3 separate regions of the Homo sapiens genome follow, and regions 1 and 3 are each linked to region 2. A link is a contact called in ENCODE Hi-C or POLR2A ChIA-PET data. All regions are on one chromosome and are shown on one strand. Each heading gives the region's core, a stretch centred on a gene start or an enhancer-like site at or near the end of the contact. The rest is flanking DNA. Distances are from core to core; before and after follow the strand shown. Region 1 overlaps PEX5L (peroxisomal biogenesis factor 5 like). Region 2 has its middle 20 kb from the start of LINC01206. Region 3 overlaps KLHL6 (kelch like family member 6).

The links. A loop is a pair of places that touch in the nucleus more often than their neighbours do. ChIA-PET counts read pairs that join two places held with the same protein, here RNA polymerase II (POLR2A). Pooled maps may share reads with other maps.
Region 1: a loop to region 2 is called in a pooled map, with 5 times the contacts of the local background. The contact joins two enhancer-like sites. A Hi-C loop is called at or near these places in 2 of 37 single-sample maps with no recorded cell type and 2 of 50 pooled maps.
Region 3: a pooled map shows a loop between it and region 2 (5-fold over the local background). The contact joins two enhancer-like sites. A Hi-C loop is called at or near these places in 1 of 37 single-sample maps with no recorded cell type and 2 of 50 pooled maps. POLR2A ChIA-PET finds 5 or more read pairs at or near these places in 1 of 52 experiments (OCI-LY7).

Annotation. Positions count from the first base shown.
Region 1 is chr3:179,960,338-179,963,324 of GRCh38, reverse strand. All of the region lies in intron 2 of PEX5L (peroxisomal biogenesis factor 5 like), which reads left to right. All of the region lies in intron 1 of LOC124909463 (a long non-coding RNA gene), which reads right to left. Among named protein-coding and RNA genes, the nearest start is that of PEX5L-AS2, 64 kb to the right of the region's middle. RefSeq lists a silencer at 1,362-1,411. Within about 2 kb of position 1,729, at least 2 of the 41 ENCODE cell types and tissues checked have a DNase peak (open chromatin) inside an H3K27ac peak, as active enhancers do.
Region 2 is chr3:181,930,988-181,933,752 of GRCh38, reverse strand. No RefSeq gene overlaps it. Among named protein-coding and RNA genes, the nearest start is that of LINC01206, 20 kb to the left of the region's middle. Within about 2 kb of position 1,477, at least 2 of the 41 ENCODE cell types and tissues checked have a DNase peak (open chromatin) inside an H3K27ac peak, as active enhancers do; they include OCI-LY7, where a contact is called at or near this core.
Region 3 is chr3:183,536,219-183,538,918 of GRCh38, reverse strand. All of the region lies in intron 1 of KLHL6 (kelch like family member 6), which reads left to right. Among named protein-coding and RNA genes, the nearest start is that of KLHL6-AS1, 11 kb to the left of the region's middle. Within about 2 kb of position 1,284, at least 10 of the 41 ENCODE cell types and tissues checked have a DNase peak (open chromatin) inside an H3K27ac peak, as active enhancers do; they include OCI-LY7, where a contact is called at or near this core.

The sequences.
Region 1 (2,987 bases), core at 480-2,979, 2.0 Mb after region 2:
TATGAGCAGGAGGCATTGCTGATGTTTCTACCTATGCAGGACTGTGTTTACTGTCTTCTGCTCTTGCCAGCCTAGCCATCTCTGTGAGTAAACAAGGTTCTAGCATTGTTGAGTAACAAGCACACACCTAGCTCTCCTCTACCAGTCCATCTTCCCCAGTTTTCCAAGCAGTAATGCAACTAACTCACAGGGCTCAGTTAAAAACTGTAATCACCAAGAGAGACATCATGAGTCACCATCTCAAGTTCAACAAATATCTGAAATGCTATCAGGTATCTTTACTTTAAGATATTAATATTCAGCCTATGTTCATTACATGCAGCATAAAAGAAAAATACTAGACTTTCAAGCTGGAAAAATGTATTGCTGTTAAGTCATTTTCAAATAGCCCATGTTTTCTTTCTTTTTAATCTAATAGGGAGAAGTGCTGGCACAATGTTTAGTCAGTGAGAAAACAAATGCATAATTGAAATGACATGAGCTGACAGGTTGAGTGTAAAAATGATGTTATATATGAAAGTAACAGTCAGAGACAGTAGTACTTAAAATTAGACTCAGCCATTTGGTAGAGAAATTGAAAAGAAACCTATTCAGCCTTTTATTGTGGAAGGAGTGTTGCCGTACTTATTTATTTTTGCTGTTGATTTTTAAGTAGGTTCATCTGATCAAAATAAGAACTGTAAATATTAGATCTGGAAGGAATTTCAGAAGATAATCTAATCCAGTGGATTAAAAAATTAAAAATTCCATCCCATGGAACCCATTTCTAGTCACCTTAATAGGGGAAGGAGTGTGTATGATTATGGTGATAGCACTTAAGGAACAACTTAGGTGTATAGATAAACTTTGATGAAAAGATATTGTTCTAAGAAGCTTAATCATATTACTTGTTATAATCAAAATAAGTTAAGCAAGTCTTGGAGTAAAAAGGTAACTTGACTGGGTTCACCAGGTTACTTCACATCACAGGCAATATTTGAACTTGGGATCTGCAGCCTCTAGTCTTGAGTTCATTCAGCCACTCCTGTAACTGCCTTTCTAAATTATGATACTTCCTCTCCTTTCTTCCAAATGTCCCATGTTGGTAAGATAAGCATAGTAATCAAACCAGAATAGTCATTTGAGAAAAGTGTGTATTTCAAGTGCACAGCTAAAAGTCTATTTGTCTGATAGATTTTTATAAAAAGATGTTTATATTAGATACCTCCTAACTCTTCATAAAATGGTTCTCACAAACTTTGTGACATCTTCCCAGTATCCATCAGGGTATAGATATTAAAGATTTTTAAAGTAAACTTTGAAATCTCCTAAACTACTCTGGGATTAACAAAGTGTTTCCTCCCTGTTGACACAGATGGTTTTTCTACAGCTCATCTCTCAGGGCCTCTCCACCTGGTTCAGTTTATCATCTCCCCCTCAACTGGCCATGGTGATTGTGAACCGTATCGACAGTTCAGCTTTCAGGCCCATCCGTTTTGAAGTCAGCTGCCAGTGCTTTTGTCTAATGAACCATGCAGGTGAACTCGGTGATTACTGATTGAATCAGCGTCTATTGTCAGAAGGGCTTTGAAAACCAGTTGTGAGTGGAAATATTTGTCCCTCAATGATTTATGTTATAAATTCAATTTTATCACTTATAATAAAAATGACAAAGGATCAGGAAGACCATACAAAATATTTTTCTTATTTTCATATTTAAACAACAGGGAGAGTTTACAGAGTAAAGTTCCCTTTTTCTCTTCGACTTTGGACTGAGATGCCCACGCTCTGCCATTGCCCCGACCTTGTCATTCTGTGGTTGCGCTTTTACTTCTCTCCATCCAGACTTTACAGTGCATGTCTTTTCTTCTCTGCTCAGCACCACTCTCTGATCCCTGCCTCTGGAACGTGTCTCTTATTCTGACACTGCATATATAAGGTTTGACAGAAATGCAGTTCTTGCAAACCTGTTTTTTTTTTTATGCTCCATTGCTTTCTTCCTTTTCTCCAAAACAACTCTAGAATTCTGTCATTTCCATTTTTGGTTTAATTTTTCACATGGTTTACCCCCAGTTGAAATGGGTACCACTTCCTTCCTGTCTTGTGATCTAGGAAACACACACACACACACACACACACACACATACACATACACAAGTGATCATTCAATACAATTGTTATTTATTCCTCATCGTATTTTTTGGCCAAATGATCTCATTCTTGAAATATATGAATAAGTAACTTATTAAAGAAATGGAAATGGTGAGAGAATGTACCATCCAGGCTTTGTGCTGGATGTTCTGAATAGAAAAAACATTCATTCATCACTTTGTTTTCTAACAAAATTATCTCATTTGTATAATTTGTGAATAATTAACTAATTTTGTTGTAGAAAAACACTAAGCATAGAAGTTGTTTTCTTCCAGTCAAGGGTTGTTCAGTTATCACTTCCCTGCATTCTCAGCTTCTCTCTTTAAACTTTAAATGTGTCCCCAAAATTGACACATGAAATTTTATGAACTATTGGAGTAGTCCCTGAAAAAAATGAGCTATGTTGCATAAGTTGATGGATTTCATTAATCAAATCATTTACTACAAGATAAAACATATTGAGCTCATAAACAGGTTAGATATTGTTAAATTTTTAAGCTAAAAATGTAAAACCTTGTAAACTTTGCATTTTTTAAAAAAGGAAGCAACTTGTTTTTGTCTAGATGAATGAGCCATTTTAATTTTGCATCCAGACTCCAAGGAACTTGAGTTAAAATCATACCCTTGGATCAGGACTTTTATGAACAACAGTAGCAATACCCCATGGACCCCAACACTGCTTAGCTTACTGGTGAGCACCCAATACATAGTGAGAACTAATGTTTCCCACTGTCTCCCAAATAAAATGCAAACTCCTCCACTGGGCTTGCAGGCTGTCCATTGTCATCCAGCCCCTAACTACCTCATTGTGCTTATCTAATGCCCCCTCAACTTCATGCCCCATTCATACTGAACAC
Region 2 (2,765 bases), core at 228-2,727:
GGAGTGAGCCACCGCACCCAGACTTCCCCTCATTTTTAAAATCAGTAGGGAAGCATTAAAGGTCAATTCAGAGGTCATTAAAATTATATTTTTAAATAACAAGAAATATTAGTATCTAATTCTGTGGTTGTTTGCAAGATTATTTCTTTGAAATTTAAATGGAACTTCCTTTATACTTATTCACGCTCACACACACACAAACAAGTGCACACACAGGTGTGAGAAGCCCAATCACTCCAGGATTAGCTGTTCCTCAGAAAGCTCAGTAATGATCTGAAATCTGAAGCCCTACTTGAACTTTTCTACTAATTCAGTAATTACTGCTGTGCCTGAAATTGGCCCCTTTCCTGCAATTACTCAACATGCACTTTCAGTTAAAGAGGTTAACACCTGAATTTAGATTCTAATTAGCATGTAAGGTAGAATTTTTTGTTTAAAGCTTATTAAAATGGGGACTTTTCCCAGTGTAAGATTTCACTAGTCTATGCAGGCAAACACATGTTTTATAGATCAGCTTCTGATTATCTTAAAAGCAACAAAGGTCGGAGGGGAAACCAAGATCAACGTATCACCATTTAAGACACTAACCTCAGAATAAATCAAATTCAGTCAATAACTGAAGTTGTCAGGCTGGCCACTGTCAATACAAGGACCAGTGTTTCCAAATCCGCATTTAAATAAATGACTTCTCTCAAAAAAGATACCAATAACTCGAGATAAAAGCAAATTAATAGTGGTATCGGCTTTCAGAGCTATCTCCAGTTCCTTCCCCCAGTTTTCCTAATTACTAATATTTAAAAATCGCAATACCAAAAACTCAGAATTACATGGGGACAGAAGGTCTTCAATTTCTCAGGAAACAATTAATGTGAGTTTAACTTCAACCACAGGTGTGTCTTCAAGCTATCTATGTATCCTCTGCCACATCCCTAAGAAGCAGTCGCCCAATTATTTCTTGGGCACCTCCAGCAATGGGAAGCTTACTACCTCCTAAAGCAGCTCATTTTATTACCAGACACACCGGAAACAATGGCTCTATAATTGATGGATTATAAACACACTGAATTTAGGGGCATTCTCATCATTCAGTTGACTCACACTGTTTTCAGTACATACACTGTTTATTTCTTTCCCATCTTGCACTTATGCAATTGACTTTTTTGAATCTAAGTTCAAGAACTTAGATTTTTCTCTTTGGAATTTTCCTCTACTTCAGCTTAACTCCTATTCAGCCAATCAAGATGATTTGTGTTGACTGTGCTCTCTGGTTTCTTGTCATCTACAAATATAATAAGCATCCTATCCTTTGTTCCCGTTCAAGGATAAACTTAATATATAAGGTCTCCCAGCTTCTAACTTGACTCAGCCAACACTTCAATACAGAAATGAAACCCTTGTGACTTCCTCGTTGGCTATTCTGAGAATCATGTTATATTCACCGGCAAATCAAGAAGAAAAACTTGAAACAATACTTGTGTCTTCAAAAACAAGGGCAAAAAGATCAAGGAGTGGGAAGTGGTAAAACCACTTGTATTAGTTTGCTGGGAACTGCCATAACAAAGTACCACAGACTAGGTGGCTTAAACAACAGACATTTATTTTGTTACTATTCTGGGGGCTAGAAGAACGAGATCATGGTGTCGGTACTTGGTTTCTTCTGAAGCCTGTCTCTCCTTGGCTTGTAAATGACTGTGTTCTCCCCATGATCTTCCCCCTGTGCTTGTCTGTGTCTTAATCTCTTCTCTTCTTAAAAGGACACAAGTCATATTAAAGTAGAGCCCACCCTAATAAACTCATTTCAACTTAATTACCTCTTTAAAGGCCCTATCTCCAAACAAAGTCACATTCTGAGGTACTGGTGGCTAGGACTTTAACATGTGAATTTCGGGGGAATACAAATCAGTCAGAACATCACTTAGGAGACATTTTCTCTCTATGTTCTCAGCCATAGATTGCATATACTCCAAATATCAGTTTCTCTAAATGTTCATGTTTTATCTCACTAAATGTGTAATCTTATTTACTTAATGCACGTTTATTTTTACCTTTTTTTTTTTTTTTTTTTGAGACAGTCTTGCTCTGTCGCCCAGGCTGGAATGTAATGGCATGATCTCAGCTCACTACAACCTCCACCTCCCGGGTTCAAGCGATTTTCGTGCCTCAGGCTTCCAAGTAGCTGGGATTACAGGCATGCACCACCACACCTGGCTAATTTTTGTATTTTTACTAGAGACGGTATTTCTCAATGTTGGCCAGGCTGGTCTAAAACTCCTGGCCTCAAGTGATCACCCTGCCTAGGTCTCCCAAAATGCTGGGATTACAGTTGTGAACCACCACGCCCAGCCTATTTTCACATCTTTTTAGGGCCTTATGCCTACATTTCAGAATGTGCCTTCAAACAGGTTGAGGCCTAAATATGAACCACAGTGTTTAAGCTTTTTAAATGCTGCTGCCATTTCATAAAAATTGCCCTTTGCTGATGGGCTCATTTGCTGTAATAAATCATACTATAATATAAGCTATAGAGTGCGTAAGTATGTAAATATGCATACATTTCTAAAGTTACAGCATACTGCTTATATTCCTGCCACTATATCCAATTTCTCTTTGAAAGAATACAATATGAATGTATAAATAGCCTCAGTTACCTAGAAGCAGGTGTAATTAAGGGAATTTGGTTATTTGACCTCCAGGGAGGTCAATTACATGCCATAGACTTTGACCCAAATATTCATATCCCCCAATGTGTTTCATTACAGTGGAAC
Region 3 (2,700 bases), core at 35-2,534, 1.6 Mb before region 2:
CCTCTTGAGGCTGGAGTATCTGAGGCCAAGGATGTAAGCAGGACTCCAGTATTGAGACAGGATCCATATGATAAAACTTAGGGGACAGCTTGAGCTCAGAAACAGGGCAGAGCTGAATGTTTAAGTGCTTCCCTTGGTTAGTATTGGCTCAGGTTTTGGTGCCTTGAACTAAGAAGTGCTGGGGACCATAGAGAGAGATGCCATGTCATGCTAGGTCACACTTGCATCTGCTGACTCCCTGCTTTCTTTGCAATGGAACCCCCTTTGATTGACTTCATTGTGTTTATATCCAATAATCCTTTCTTAACAATAGTGTTCATTGTGTAGTACATGCTGACTAGTTTAAAAAACTTTTAAACTGATTGTATACATATGGACATTGTATTCTTAAGTAGAATTTAACTCATTTTGCAACTGATGTTAAAGCCACCGCCACACAGAATATCTCAGTGAAACAGGGGAGTTCGTTCCTGGTATAAACGGGGAATGGTGAAGAAATAAGAGGAAGGACAGAACAGGGGGCAGACAGGTGGAGCCGGTGTAGGAGTGAGATAGTGGGAGTGATAGGTGTGGGTATTTGTTTATAGGGTTAGAATTAGGGTTACAGGAGGCAGGGAGTTCAGAGGTGTGGAGTTCTAGGGAAGGGGTCAGCTATAATGGAGTCGGGCTGGGTGAAATATTCTGAGTTGGTGAAGTTTAGGAACTACAGGAGCTTGTAGAGCTCATTGAAGTAGTGCAGGTACGTTGAATGTTCGAGTGTCCTCTTCAAGCTCTAGGCCCTGGACTCGGGAGTGTGATAGGAGTTCCCTAGTGGCGGTGGAGGGCCTCATCCTCCAGATATATTTGATAATTCTTGGAGGTACAGATTCCTGTCAAAAGCAAGTGCAAAGGGACTAGGAAGGACAAGTTGGTTGATTCATTCATTCACTCACTTTCCCTAGGGACCGTCCCTACTTGGTGGTGGCACTGCTCTGGCCCCTAGATACAGTGCTGAGCATGGCACACCCTCACTCAGCTGGCATTCTAGTGGGGTGACAATAATTAACAAATAGATAGGTAATCTAATTTCAGGATGTGCAGAGCTATGAAGAAAAATAAAGGAAGCGAAGAGGTGAGGGAGTGGCGATTTTAGATTAGGGGGAGTGTCGGGGAGAGCCTCTCTGAGAAGGCGATGTTTGGCAGAGACCTGAGGTGAGGAAGCCTGGTGGAGAATGGAGAGGCGTGTGGCCAGGCAGTGTTTGTGGCATGGCCTGACTTCATGCTGGGAGATTCTTGGGCCTGTGGATATTTTCATGACTGTTGTGGGAGACAAGCTTGCTGGGTCAGGCTCTATTTTGGGGTGGGCACTGACTCACCGCCCAAGTGTTGGGCAACTGGTATGCTGCTGTGAGATTGTTTCTGCTGTAAAATGAGGATCTTCCTAGCTACCTCTGTTTTACAACAATCTCATGAGAATTGGTCAGTGTCTTTCTAGAAAGTGTTTTTATTACACAATATCTTGCATGTATGCCACAGGATAAGTTGTCAGCAACCAACTCAGCTGTGTTCTCAGAGAGCAAAGTTTGGGCTGGTCCATTGAGCGCTGACACTGAGTTGATCCCCCGCAAAAGGCCTTGAACTCCTGCTGATTTTCTTGGTTTTCGTGCACTGCTGAGCTCCTGATTCAGAGCCTGAAGCCCTAGGTTCTGATTCCTACTCTATTGCTGACAACCCATGGGGACCAAGCTTTGTCTGAGTGTGTCCATGGATCTCCCAGAGGAGCAGCAGGAGGCCTGGGAGTATAGTCTATGAGGAATATGCAGATTTCCCCTTAGTTTCATCTTACCCATGTTCAGCATGGTGGCCATGGCCAGGGTAGTGTATTTAAGTGGCAGAAAATTCATGAAAATATTTCAAAGGGAGCAGAGAAATGCTGGGCCTTGGGGAGTCAAAGCTGGTTAAAAAGACCCCTGGAGAGAAGGACACTGTCTTGAGGGCACTTTCTTTCTCTCCCACGAACTGAGCTGAGATGTTTAGGCCGATTCGTGCACAGCGCTGGCCCTATGCTTGCTCTGGATGCATGGTCGACAGCAATGCAGCAAGTCAGACACGCAGTTACCTGATACGCACCCGGCCAAATGCTGAAGAGATAAGGGTTGTGAGTCAGTGTGGTGCTTGGTCCACTTACCCCTAAGTGTCTCCTACCAACCTTCCAAGATTCCTCTGATTTGGTCCAAAATACTTTCCCTGATTGAGTGCTGACGAGGTGCCAGGTATCGTGCTAACGCCTTGGTGTACTTCATCTTGCTTATTCTTCTGTGCAGCTCACTGAGGTGGGGACTATTATACCATTTTACAGATGAGGAAGCTGAGGTTCACTCACTTGCACTAAGTCACACAATGAGTGAGCATCAGAGGTCAGACTAGACACCAGTCCCTCCTCTGCCTGCCAACAGCCAGGTGGCTGCTCTTTTTCCCCTGCCCTCCCCAGGCTCCCGGAAGTCCCTTGGCTTGTGCACATGCAAACTCACACATACACAAAGCCAGATGTGCTGGAGAATTTACCTACTCCTGGATGGCCTGTAACCAAAGACAGTCAGTGTGGTCAGAGAGTATCACGGCCCTTGCCTCCTGGTGGGACAATTCAGAAGTGTCTTTTCCAGAGGTCCCTGCAGGATCAGGCTGAAGCCACTTTTTGCATGACTTTTGTCTTGCTGGGCT